Regions from separate parts of the Homo sapiens genome. Here region 2 is linked to region 1. A link is a contact called in ENCODE Hi-C or POLR2A ChIA-PET data. All regions are on one chromosome and are shown on one strand. Each heading gives the region's core, a stretch centred on a gene start or an enhancer-like site at or near the end of the contact. The rest is flanking DNA. Distances are from core to core; before and after follow the strand shown.

Evidence for each region. A loop is a pair of places that touch in the nucleus more often than their neighbours do. ChIA-PET counts read pairs that join two places held with the same protein, here RNA polymerase II (POLR2A). Pooled maps may share reads with other maps.
Region 2: a map of mammary epithelial cell shows a loop between it and region 1 (6-fold over the local background). The contact joins two enhancer-like sites. A Hi-C loop is called at or near these places in 3 of 168 maps with a recorded cell type or tissue (MCF 10A, PC-3 and mammary epithelial cell) and 2 of 50 pooled maps. POLR2A ChIA-PET finds 5 or more read pairs at or near these places in 5 of 52 experiments (A549, BJ, MCF 10A and 2 more).

The regions. Positions count from the first base shown.
Region 1 is chr12:63,915,039-63,922,063 of GRCh38, forward strand. The region is part of intron 1 of SRGAP1 (SLIT-ROBO Rho GTPase activating protein 1); the gene reads left to right. Among named protein-coding and RNA genes, the nearest start is that of SRGAP1, 74 kb to the left of the region's middle. RefSeq lists an enhancer at 3,820-4,608. Within about 2 kb of position 3,838, at least 11 of the 41 ENCODE cell types and tissues checked have a DNase peak (open chromatin) inside an H3K27ac peak, as active enhancers do; they include PC-3, PC-9 and mammary epithelial cell, where a contact is called at or near this core.
Region 2 is chr12:63,976,217-63,983,241 of GRCh38, forward strand. All of the region lies in intron 1 of SRGAP1 (SLIT-ROBO Rho GTPase activating protein 1), which reads left to right. Among named protein-coding and RNA genes, the nearest start is that of SRGAP1, 140 kb to the left of the region's middle. Within about 2 kb of position 2,460, at least 5 of the 41 ENCODE cell types and tissues checked have a DNase peak (open chromatin) inside an H3K27ac peak, as active enhancers do; they include PC-3, PC-9 and mammary epithelial cell, where a contact is called at or near this core.

The sequences.
Region 1 (7,025 bases), core at 2,588-5,087:
ATTTTTGTAAGAAACCTCCATCATGAAATAATTTAGATATTTGAAATGTGAATAATGAAAGTAGAGTCAAATAAAAGTATATTTGCTTTAACTTTAGTAAAGAGGGGAAATATAAAAGTTGCATAAATTTAAAAATTAATCTGGAGATATTCCATGCTAAGGGCTTGTTAAATAAGCAACATGAAGAGCATCAATCAGGTTGGACATTTTTATTGTCAATGTTTAGTTACTTCCAGTGTAGATTAGTGTTTTTTGAAACAGAAGTAGGCAGGGCTAACTGCCATATGAATAATTTACTTTCAGGGAACCAGGAAACATAAAAGTATAAATAGTATTTCTAATGGACTGCCAAATGTTATAATCCAAATAAAAGCATTTCCAGAGGAACCAAAAGAATGGGGGCATTCTATTTGTATGGAATATAATTTGATAAAAAATTATGAGCAGATTGCATTCATAGAGAAATAAAATATGTGTGAGGGGAAAACAGCTAATAAAGAGGAGACAAAAGAGAATAAAAGCAGTGATCCACATTTTGAAGATTTTTAGCTGGAGACACTGAGTGATCATAGCAACCATCTCCAAGGAGACCTGTGGAAATGTGAAAAACGCTGAGGTCACACAGGCGTCCAGAGAAATTCCTTATTGATTAACAACTTCTAGATATGTCTTTCTCTCTTCACCTTCAATGCCTCCAACCTTTCAAACAGCATTTATTAGAAAGATAAAGGAAAACCAAATGTGATTTGCCCTGAAGAGAAAAAGTAACTCTCAGAACAGAAACTCAGCTCAAAACGTTTTGAGCAGCCTTTCACTAACCTTCAAAAGCTATTCAGAAACTTGGATATTAATGAAGTGAGAAGTCTCAAGGATGAAATAGAAGCCTTGGTCATAGGTGGTAGTATTGGTTATTGTTTTACTGAAAAAGAGGCAAGTTTAAATTCTAGGGCTTGGAAGCAAAATGCTCAGAAATGGTGTCTTTTCTTTTCTTTTCTTTTTTTTTTTTTTTTTTGAGATGGGGTCTCACTCTGTCACTCAGGCTGGAGTGCAGTGGTGTGATCATGGCTCATTGCAACCTCTGCCTCCCAGGCTAGAGCGATCCTCCCACCTCACCCTCTCGAGTAGCTGGGACCACAAGGCATGTGCCACCATGCCTGCCTGATTTTTCTAGAAATGAGGTTTCACCATGTTGCCCAGGCTGGTCTCAAATTCCTGAGCTCTAGGGATCTGCCCACCTTGACCTCCCAAAGTGCTGGGATTACAGGCATGAGCCACCATGCCCAGCCTGAAAGGTTGTTTTATAATTCCTTCATTACAAATCAGGCAGATCCCCACCAGTTTGAGACACCTTTAGGTGGGTGATGAGAAACTGTGTGCCATCTTTGAGGAGCATGATTTCCTTAGTTCATTCAGTTAGTAAACATTTATTACTTGTCTGCAGCAGCTCAGCCAGCTCTATACCAGACGCTGGGAAAACAAATGTCATCCGTGGTCTTGAGATGCTAAAAGTTTAAAGGGGAGATGGACAAAATAACTAAAACTGAAAGCAGTAATTACATACTGTAGGAAATGTGTGCAGAGTGTTCTAAGCATAGAGGGGCTGGAGGGAAATGACGGGGAACATTTGAATCAGGAAGAAATTCCAGAGGAAGTTGTGACTATGCTGAAAGCTGAGAAGGGGCATAAGGTGCCTAGGATGATATAAAAGTCATGAGATTTAAGAAAGGTCTGGGAATCGCATGCAGGCCAGTAGACTTAATGAGAAGTAGTTAGGGTGTGAAATGTGACAAAAATTAAGTACTCTTCTGCTCCACCCTCTATCCATTTATTTCTCCTTGATTAATTTTGGGGAAGTTGTGGTTTGGATCTGAGAGGAGAGTGTGCCATTTGATCAAAACCACGAGGCCAGATCATTTTCCAGTACCACCAAGGATCATTTGGCATGGGCTGCTGATTTCTGCTGTGGTCTCACCTTGCTCAGCAAGGTCAGATTGCATATAGATTTCATGTGTTCACTTTAAGGAATCTCACTTGTGAGATTTAGTCATATTGCAAGCTTTATATCTACCCCATGGGATATAACATATGGGATATGCTATTTAATGGCAGTTATGCAGATTAAATGAGCAAATATATGTACAACACTAATAATAAATACTGCCTGATACATAGTAAACACCGTATAAAGCGTTATTATTGTTATGATGAGTAATTATTATTCATCTGGGATTCTCCTGAGTCGTCGGAACCCCTGGGCTGTCCTTTGGACCTGGAGCCTGAGCAGAACTGGAAAAGACTCCCAGAAAGACCTAGGGCTCTCTAAGACAGTATGGTCCATTAGAGGTATGGATGCCTGGGTCTTGGCTAGAGTCCAGGGTGGAAAATATAGGTCAGTTCACTGAAAAGTTCATTTTTATTGTGAGTGTGTTGGGAGCAATGTGAGTCAACAGCACTGCGCAGTTGCTCCTTTTGAATTTGCTACCATAATTTTTGGAAGGGACTGCATGGGCTTCACAGCAGCGAAGGCCCTGGGTTTTACTACTATAAAATAAGTCATCATCTAGGATGTGAAAGAGCTTGCTTTCTGTTTTGTTTTAAAAGGATATATTATAGCTGATAGTGCAAATCTACTCTTAAGAATTTCTAATTACTATTTGAATATGGTCTCTATTTCAGAACCTGCTTAGGCCCAAATTTGAAAACAGTTTATAATGAACCTGCTTTCTGTAATTCTTGTACACACCAATTTCCCACCCTGCTTTCTGTAATTCTTGTACACACCAATTTCCCACGCTAGCTGTGAGAAGTTCATGGGATGATGTGTCTGTGTTGTTTATCCTACAGAAAACCGTGAATAAATGGCTGTTATTTTTGCTATTCTCGTCTTGCTGATTTCCTATGCTAGTGGCTAGCACAAATGCAAGATTATATTGTGCCATACTCACTGGAAGTTTGGTGGCTACAAGATTTCCCTAGCACATGGCCTTAGTCTGAGCAAACTGTAGCAACAACTATAGGATGCCCAATTGGTTCACATTTTAAAATTGGGTGTGGACAAAATCAGTCATAGTAAAACTGCGTAAAGAATGCAGATTGCTCAAAGCTATGTCCTTGAGCAATAAAAAGCCGCTTTTTATGAGGAAATTACACTGTCGTTGTGCAAGAATAATATTGTGCTGGACAAAGTGCTAAATTCTTTTTTTAATCATCACAACCCCTCCTCCCCCCATTACCCTGTTTTAGAGATGAGAAAACGGAAACCCAGTGAAGTTAAGCAACTCATTCAAGGTCACCCAGCTAAGAAGACTAATGAGAGCCTTGATTTGAACCTGGAAGTGTCTGACTTCAGGGTTCATGAACTAAGCCTTTTATGCTCTATTGCTTTCTCTCTTTTTTTAAGACAAGCCTCACTCTGTCACCCAGGTTGGAGTGCAGTAGTGCAGTCATGGTTCACTGCAGCCTCTGCCTCCCAGGCTCAAGTGACCCTCCCACATCAGTCTCCTGAGTAGCTGGAACTACAGTCATGTGCCACCATGCCCAGTTAATTTGTGTATTTTTTGTAGAGATGAAGTTTTACCATGTTGCCCCAGCTGGTCTCGAATCCCTGGGCTCAAGCAATCTGCCTACCTCGGTCTCCTAAAGTGCTGGGATTACAGGCGTGAGCCGTTGCACCAGCCAGTGCTCTATTGCTTTGTTTGCACTATCTAGGCCATTTGTTCATCCATTTATTCATTTATTCCATAAATATTTATTGTATATGCCGAGTACTCTTCTAGGCCTGGAAATACTGTGGTGAACAAGAATGTCAAAGACTCCACAGTTAGGGAGTTTGCATTCTAATGGGAGAGACTTAAAATAAACAAGGAAATGAGTGCATGAGTGTGAGTCAGTGTGTATGTATATATTCTTTGGGGAGTGACGTGTGCTATAAAGACAAATGAAGTTCAGAGAAGAGGTATGTTAGTTATTTCGTATTTTGGTTTTTTTGGGGAGGGGTGTTTTTTGTGTTTTTGTTTGTTTAGTTGGTTTTTAGAGACAGGATCTTGCTCTGTGGTGCAGGCTGGAGTGCAGTGGTGTAATCTCAGCTCACTGCAACCTCCGCCTCACGGATTGGAGTGATTCTCCCACCTCAGTCTCCTGGGACTGGAAGCTGGGACTACAGGCACACACCACTATGCCTGGCTACTTTCTGTATTTTTTGTAGAGACAGGGTTTCGCCATGTTGCCCAGGCTGATCTGGAACTCCTGGGCTCAAGTGATCCACCTGCCTTGGCCTCCCAAGGTGCTGTGATTACAGGTGTGAGCCACCATGCCTAGCCAATATTTTAATCGTTTTAACTTAACATTTAATATATATTTGTATATTAATGATCCACCTGCCTTGGCCTACCAAAGTGCTGGGATTACAGGTGTAAGCCACTGTGCCTGGCCAATATTTTAATTGTTTTAACTTAACATTACATATATATATATATATATATATACACATACACACACACACAACTATGTTTGAAAATTATAAAGGATAACAGTGTCATATGTATGACTTACCACCTAATCTACAAACAAAAGCCCTGCCAATTCTGTCGCACTTATCTGTGCTCTGCCCCATCCCATATACCTGCCTATCTTTTGAAGCAACTACTTCCTAATTTTTTTCTTTCTCTTGCCTTTTTTTAAAAAATGTTATTTATCCCTTAAAAATATGCTCATAAGTACTATACAGCTAATTTTGCTTGTTTGTTTTGATTTGTAAAAATAGTATAACTGTTTGACATTGTTGCATGTAGCTGTAGTTCATTCATTTTAAAAGCTGAATTATGTGTTGTTGGGTGAGTATGCAGAATCAATTGATTCATTGCCCTGTTGGTGGATATTTGGATTGTTTCCAGCTTTCTGCTATTTGAACAATGTTGCTGAACATTTTCATGTGTTCCTATTAACACACATATACAGGAGTTTCTCCATGGCCTATTGCTGGGAGTGGAATTGCATGGTTATTGGGTATGTCAGTGTTCAAGTTCACATGATACGACTGCATTGTTTTCCGAAGGAGCATCACCAGTTTACATTCCCACTCATAAGTGATTAAGAGCTCCAGCAGACCCACTTTTTATCAGCACGTGGTATTATAAAACATCTTAATTTTTGCCAGTCTGGTGGGTATAACATTGCATTGTGGTCTTCATTGACATTTCCTGATAACTATTGAGATATAGCCTCTGAAGAGGTGACTTGAGCAGAAACCTGAATGAAGTGAACGACCAAACCATGAATGACTGATGGGTGGAATGTTCCAAGGCAACAAAACACAGGCTGAAATTATCCTGAGATGTCCATGGAGTAGCAAGAGAGTCCTTGTGAATAAAGAGAAGTGAGCTGGAGATACAAGGTTGGGAAGGAGTGGAGAGGCTAGTTCTCCTAGAACCTGGGATGCCATGGTAAATACTGTACTTTAGACTTGATATGAGAGTATGAGAAGACATGACAAGGCGATTAGAAGGGAGGAATGTGATTTGATTAATGTTTTTAAAATATGTTGGCTTCTATGTGATTGGATTATAGGGGATGATGAGAATGAGACCCTAGAGATGAGTTGGATATGCAGAAGTTAAGGCAAGAGATAGTTCTGGCTTCTGTCAGTGTTGGTGAAGAAGGTGGTGAGAAGCTAGATTCAGGACATAGTTTGAAGGTAGGCTGGTGAGTGAGACCTGTAAATGGTTTGGATGGAGGTGTGAAAAAGGGAGGAATTAAGGATAATATCCTGGTTTGGGAGTGAATAACAGAGAATGTAGATCCATTGACGAAATGGGAAAGACCTTGAAAAGAAGAGTAGGGTTGGGGAGAAAATGAAAAGTTTTTTTAATATGGAGAATATATATTCATTGTATTTGTAGCTACCTACTTGACATGTCATCTGTTGATGTTTCAAAAGTACCTTCAATTAAACATGTACAAAACTGAACAAATGCTTTTTTGTCCCACCCTTGAACTTCTTCCTTATCTCAGTGAGTGGTGGCCCATCCATCTGGTTCGACAAGCCAGAAATCTGGTAGTCATCTTTAATATCTCCCCCTAGCTTGTCACCAGTACCACTCCATTACCACCACCTGACAGTTTACTTCTAAAATATCTCTAGAATGTGTTCATTTATTTCCATCTCCATCGTGATCACTCTAATGCCAGCTACGTTACCACCAGTTTGCACCTTGAGTGCTGTCGTAATCTCCTAACTGCATTTGTTCTAATCTTTCAATAATCCATTGTCGACTCTGCAGCTGGCTCACTTTGAACCTCCAAGTTCAAAACCCTTCAAGACTTCTTTATTGCCTTTATGAGTAATCCACGATATGACCTGAATGACCAGGTTCCTGCCCATATCTCTAGTGCCATCTCTAGCTATTTTCTTCTCTCTGGGCATCTCTTTGTTTCTTGAAGGCACAAATTCATTTCCCTTCCTGGGCGTTTGCACAGGCTGAACCTGGAATACAACTCTAAGTAACATCATCCTTTAGATTTTAGCTCAAATGATACTTCCTTGGAAAAGCCACTCACAACCCCTGCTCCCCTAACGTGTACACGTACATATGCTCCCACGCCTGCCACAACTAAGGATTATCTGTTATATGTTCTTAAAGAATATAATTTCAAGGATTGCTTAAGCCCAGGAGTCTGAGGCTGCAGTGATCTGTGATCATGCCTGGTACGTAGAGAACATTTAATGAAGATTTGTTGAATAAATCAGTTGGGGAACAAGGGATTGCTCAAATATCTGAATTGATTTTATAGGCCTTTCTAAGAGAAATACTTTTGGTTATGATAGATAAACTCTTCAAAAAAAACTTGCTGGAAAGAGTCTTAGTTCCATTTTATATTTCCTTAGCCATCACAACTCTGCATCCACTATTTATTGTGAAGGAAATCAAGATAGGTGATTTCTTTCTTTTTTTTTTTTTTGAGACTGAGTCTCACCTCTGTCGCTCAGGCTGGAGTGCAGTGGTGTGATCTTGGCTCACTACAGCTTC
Region 2 (7,025 bases), core at 1,210-3,709, 60 kb after region 1:
TAAAATCTGACTCCTTAGCATGCCACATGGGGTCCTTTCCAACCTAGTCTGTGACTAGACCTCCTACCCATCCAGAATTCAATTTCGGCAATTGAGAAGTACTTGTTATAACTCTCCTTCTCTCCTACTTCCTTCAGCCAGACTCCTGGTAAGTCAATCTCAGGGTCACCTCTTTGTGCCCTTGCCTTCTTGCCCAGCCATGGATATGTCCGCCCCAGACTCTCACTGCATCTTGACATTCTTACCTTGAGGCTGTGAAAGTCGCCCCCTCTCATTATCTGTCTGTGTTGCCTCTGCTTCCTCACTGAGAATGGGACTCATGACTTTCAGTCTATTATTTATGTCCACGAATAAGGAGCCTGGCACAAGAAAATATTCAATAAATATTTTTTAATGAAAGCTCGCTGGTGCTAGTAATAATAACATGTCCATCTGTTTCATAGTGGTTTACAGATTGCAGCATGCTTTTCACTTATATCATCTCATTTAATTCTCAGCACAGCCTTGTGAGGTGGGAAGTATTGTTTTATAAAATGAAATTCCGAGAGGTTGAGAGACTTGCCACATGTCACATGACTTGTATTAGGTGACACTGTAACTCCAATCTGGGTCCATCCTAACCTAGTCTGGGTCCTTTCTGACCTAGTCTGTGACTAGATCTCCTACCCATCCAGAATTCAATTTGGTAAATTGAATTAAGTAGCGTACATCCTGACGCTTCCTAATTTATGTGCAGAGTATAAGAGAAGCATAAATCTTGGGTTCAGATTTCTAGTGAAGTGGAGAAATTGCCTTTGTTTATTCAGTTGATTCACTTAAAAAAAAAAAAGCTCACTTTTATGGAATTTTTGCCTGCTCCAAATTTTTAGCCTAAAAAAGCTTATTATGCAAAATTTGCACCTGGTGTTTAGTTAATCAACAGTCACCAGGTTGTATAAATATTCACATGAGCTGTGAGCATGGGAATAATCAATAGAGCCCGTTGGCATCTCATTGCGTTGCTCTGAAAGACATTTCAGTGGCTCTCCCCTGTCATTTAGGAAAATCCCTTCTGTCCTTTGGATAGAGGTAATAATACATCTTAAGAGAATGTAGACCCCTTTGGTATCATAAGGAAATTCTGACCAAATGAGAATGTGAAATAACAGAGATGATTTGTGATACTTTAGAAATGTTATTATATTATTTGCTAGATGATCATGAGTATCACACCAGCGTATCAATTTTATGTCCTGGTCGTAGTCATTCAGTAATATATTAGAGAAACAGCCCAGTGTGGATCAATCTTTCCGTGAAATATGTATCAGTTTGTGGCTTCACACAAATTTATTTTAAGAGTTAGGGCTTCCCTTTCTGAGAGCAATAGCAAGACATTCCTTCATTTCGTCTGTTTCTAGGCAATTCCATTTTATTTGGCAAGTATTAGCAGATTTTTATAGCTGAGAGGAACCATTTTTTCTTTTTTTTTAACAAATTAATTGCAGCAGTTTGAAAAGCACACTCATTTTGTGCATTGTTCTTGTTGGATTATTGGTATTGATTCATTCCGTAGTGATGCTCTGGTAGAACAGAAATGAAATAATAGTCATTTAAAAAAAAACAGTAAATTTTAGCCTCCATTAAAACTGCCATTATGATTATTTAGTAGGTCTTGACCTAGATTTAAATAATGACTGCTTACAGCCTCCTCAGAGATCACATTTTTCCGCCTAAAAGTGGTTGTGCTGTTTTATGCAGTTTTGGGGCATTCATGGTGAAAAGTCTTTCCTAATATTCTATTAGGTAAATCTTTTCTATGCCATTAAGTGCCTTTGGGCTCATGAAATCCTTTTAAAGTGCTTGTCCCCATGTTGGACATTTGACAAAAAGTACCAAAAAGTACTGGGTGTGGAAATAGGAGTTTGTTGCTATTACTGCTATCATCATTATCAGAAAGGTATCAACAACCAACATTTCATGGAATTGTGATATAGCTATCTTTCAATGTATATAACAGCTGTGATGTATTTCACATATCACATGATTTATCATTTCAAAAATGCAATTCAGTGGCTTTTGGCATATGCCAGGTTTTGCGACCAGAGCCACAATCAATTTTTCATCATTTTTATTACCCTATAAAGAAACTTCGCACCCCTTAGCAGCCATTTTTCCCCAACCCTCCCAACTCTAGGCAACCCCTAATCTACTTTCTGTCTCTATAGATTAGTCTATTCTGGACCTTTCATAGGAATGAAATTATAGACTGTGGTTTTTTGTGAGTGGTTTCACTCACTAAAGTTATGTTTTCAAGGTTCATCCATGTTGTAAATAAGTACTTCATTCCTTTTTATGGCTAAACAGTATTGTGTTGTGTGGCTATATCACATTTTATCTCTTTATTAGTTGATACACATTTGAGCTGTTTTCACCTTTCAGCTATTATGAGCAATGCTGCTATTGCACACATTCACGTGCAAGTTTTTGTATGGAAATAGATTTTCATTTCTCTGGAATGTATACCTAGGAGCAGAATGGCTGAGTCATATGGTAACTCTAAGTGTAATCTTTTGAAGAACTGCCAGACTGTTTTCCAAAAGGACTGCATCATTTTACATTTCCACCAGCAATGTGTGAGTTCCAGTTTCTCCACATTGTCTTCCAACACTTTTTTTAAATCTTTTTGATTATAGCCATTCTAGTGAGTGTGAAGTGGCACCCCATTGTGCTTTTGATTTGCATCTCCCTGAAAGCTAATGATATTGAGCAACTTTTCATATGCTACTGGCCATTTGCCATTTGTATATCATCTTGGGAGAAATGTCTGTTGAGACCCTTTGACCTTTTTTTTTTTTTTTTTTTTTTTTGAGATGGAGTCTCTATCACCAGGCTGGAGTGCAGTGGCACGATCTTGGCTTACTGCAACCTCTGCCTGCCAGGTTCAAGCAATTCTCCTCCCTCAGCCTCCCGAGTAGCTGGGACTACAGGTGCACACCACCACGCCCAGCTAATTTTTGTATTTTTAGTAGAGATGGGGTTTCACCATGTTGTCCAGGATGGTCTCGATCTCTTGACCTCATAATCCACCTGCCTCGGCCTCCCAAAGTGCTGGGATTACAGGCGTGAGCCACCGCACCCAGCCTGTCCATTTTTAAAATTGAGATTTTGTTTTTATTGTTGAGTTGTAAGAGTTCTTTGTGTATTCTGTATACAAGTTCCTTATCAGACATATGATTTGTGAATATTTTCTCCCATCTATGGGTTGTCTTTTCACTTTCTTGGTGGTTACTGCCGTGTATCTTGTAACCTACTTACCCTTCAATGCATTATGTTTTCCACACTCTTCCAGTCTGAGTCAGTTTCTGCTCCTCTTTCCATAGCTTCCTGTTGCACTTCATTGTTATGGCAGTGAACAGAGTGTAAATGATTGGTTTAGGATTTGTCTTCCTAACAAGAAGGACCTGTGTCTTACAAACCTTTGTATCTCCAGTGCCTAGGACACTGCCTAACACAAAATGGAAACTCAATAATTGCTTGTTCACCTAAACTAAAATGAACCTTGAGTCTAAAAAAAATGATTCAGGTCAATACTAACCTAAAAACGCCTCTAAAAAGGGGTGGGAGCCTTAATAGACTGTCAGAGAATCTAGGGGTAGGAAGGAAGCTGCAATGTCTTATGCAGAAATAAGGCTCACAGTTTTTCTCAAACTCACCCCTTGCACTTACGCTTTCACCACTTCCAGCTTTAATGTTCTGTAGTTCCCATGATGACAGTGGTGCCTCTAGCTGCAGCCGCCTGCGGCCCCATGGCAGGATTCATGCAGTGTGGGGCCGAGTGCACCATGGGCTTCCTTGATTTGTTCTTTTTTGTTTGAGACAGGGTGTCACTCTGTTGTCCGGGCTGGAGTGCCAGTGGCGTGATCACAACTCCACTATTGCCTCAAGCTCTAGGGCTCAAGCGATCCTTGCACCTCAGCCTCCTGGGTAGTTGGGATTGCAGGCATGCACCACCACAACCAGCTAATTTCTAATTTTTTGTGTGGAGATAGGGTCTCCCTATCTTGCCCAGGCTGATTTCAAACATTTGAGCTCAAGCGATCTACCTGCCTTGGCCTCCCAAAGTGTTGGGATTACATCCATGAGCCAGTCTGCATGGCCCTTTGATCTGTTCCGAGCAGCAGACACAAATTTATGCGACCAATCATTTATTTTACTCTTTAAGGTAAATTCTTAAAATTCTTTAAATTCTTTGGTGCTGATTAAGGTGAGCACAAATCTAGTGAAGTCATATTAGGATAGCCATGCCATTTGTGCAGGGAGGTAACCACTGTACTGTGCAGCCTTATGATGCTGGGGCAGTATAAGGAATCCAAAGATTTTCTCTTCCTAACGAGATGTTTCTTTTTTTTTTTTTTTGAGATGGAGTCTCGCTGTGTTGCCCAGGCTAGAGTGCAGTGGTGCAATCTCTGCTCACTGCAACCTGCATCTGCTGGGTTCAAGCAATTCTCGGGACTCAGACTCCCGAGTAGCTGGGATTATAGGCGCATGCCACCACTCCCGGCTAATTTTTGTATTTTTAGTAGAGACAGGGTTTCACAATGTTGGCCTGGCTGGTCTCGAACTCCTGACCTCAAGAGATCCACCCACCTCAGCCTCCCAAAATGCTGGGATTACAGGCGTGAACCACCGCACCTGGCCTCTAAGGAGATGTTTCTTATGGTAGTAGTTTTCTGTTGATTTTTTAAAAATGATCTTTCTTATGATCCTTTCCTTATTTGTCCTAAACTTTTCTAAATGGAAGAGGTAGTTGAATGGATTATCCTCCATGTTTTGGAGTTGATTTTCGCACAGTGATGCTCTGGATTCTGTTCCTTACATGTTTCCTGTTATGGAGAATGCTGAGTGCCTTATTTTGATTGGAAAATTACAGATGACACAAAATAACAGTTAATTTTTGTAAAACAAGGATGAGGATTTAATTGTTAAATCCATCATTCTCATGATTCCCTAGTTCTTGATCTTAAATCCTGATGGAAGTAAGCAAGAAAATATTTAAAAATGAGACCCAAGAAAAAAGCCTGTATAATTTTTGTGTATTTCTGATTAGATTTGAGATTTGTACTTTTATCTTTTATTTCTTACTTGGCACTAAGGCAGCTAAAAACAAAAACAAAAACAAACAAAAAAAACCCCAGAAAACTAGTTGACAGCTTAAGATGTTTGATTTACTTTCTCTTAGTGCAGCAAGATGTTCTAAAATTACTTCATCTTAAAAGACTTACTGGGATCCCTGAATGGGAAACACTCCACCCTTGATATATTCTTTTTCTTCATGAAACAAAAAGAGCTCTGCGTTTTTGAAAGACAAAGTTTGGCAAACATGCTGATTATAATACTGTATTGGAAAACACTTACTTTGATTGACTAAAAACCAGATGCTGTTCATAGTAGTTAAAAGCCTGTAATAATGTGTTCAACTCTGGTGTTCAGCACACGTCTGTGAAGTTATAATAAAATCCTGCAATCTAGAGGTGGAGAGACCAAGCAAGGACACTTGAGAAATTCTTCCCTGTTTTCCCCCAGGACTCCCCAGAAACAGCAGTATCTGAAGCCTGACCTTATTGAGGGCAGAGATCTTGTTTCATTAGTTATTGTTTCTTCTTTGCCGGTATGCAAGCCTGGCACAGTATAGGTGCCTGAAAAAAGGTTTGATGGATAGAAGGATGGGAAGTGTTTGGCCGGGCGCGGTGGCTCACGCCTGTAATCCCAGCACTTTGGGAGGCCGAGGTGGGCGGATCACGAGGTCAGGAGATCGAGACAGTCCTGGCTAACACAGTGAAACCCCGTCTCTACTAAAAATATAAAAAATTAGCCAGGCATGGTGGCAGGCGCCTGTATTCCCAGCTACTCGAGGCTGAGACAGGAGAATGGCGTGGACCCGGGAGGCGGAGCTTGCAGTGAGCCGAGATCGCGCCACTGCACTCCAGCCTGGGAGACAGAGCAAGACTCCGTCTCAAAACAAAAACAAAAACAAAAACAAAAAAAAGAAAGAAAAAAAAAACAAGGATGGGAAGTGTTTGATTAGTCAGACTGACAGATCAGGGTCAAAAGTCTCCAGGGGTACCAGTTACTGGCTAAAATCCTTAGATAAAGTATTTATACTCCTTAAACTTCAATTATTCTTTGTAAAATGGAAGATAATACTAAAACCTACTTCATTAGGGCACAGAATAGTAAACACTGAGTTATTATTAGTTATTTTTAAATTAAGCACATTTCCTGACTCCCCATTCAGAACCTGACCACCTTATTCATGGACTTGCTGTGAACTTGCTGTTAATGAACTTGGTTAAACATGGTCAAGTGTATGTATGTATATATTATCAGTACTGGCCTTCTCTATCTAAGAGGAATAGCAAGAAATTTAGAGACATTATTTGGACATTGATTTCTACTAACTCCACTGAATTAGATTCAGCCTTCACTTTTTGGGAAATGCACGGACACTGGGAAAGATGAAATGAAGAAGTTTTCCAGCATGATGTTCTTGTCTTTGGAGCTTAGCCTTACTTAGGTCTTAGAACAAAAACAAGTCGGTAGTTATTAGTTACTGTATCTCATTTTCCAAAACACACGTTTCTTTGTTACAGTCATTTACACATATTTTTGCATGCCACATTTTTGCTTTTGAGCTTTTGCTGAATCACTAAATGACCACCTTTCATGTTCCTAATGTATTAAAATTATCAGAGGATTCTTTGAGGATTAAATGTGTCAGTAAGGGTATTATTTTGAACAATGCGTAAAAGGTGAAGGCCAGCTGAAGAGGCCTTTTTGTTGTGAACAGAATAATATACTGGAATCTGAGGACTGCACTGTTATGAATGGATTATTTGGCTATGGAAAGAAGTTATTTTTAGGCACAGCATCCCTATAAGCCCTGAAGCTATGTGTTTTACAAACTAGAAATTATGCACTAAATAAAAATTACCAGATGTCAGTCTCTGTATGTGCCAAATGGCAAATGTGTAATGGTTCAGAGCCTG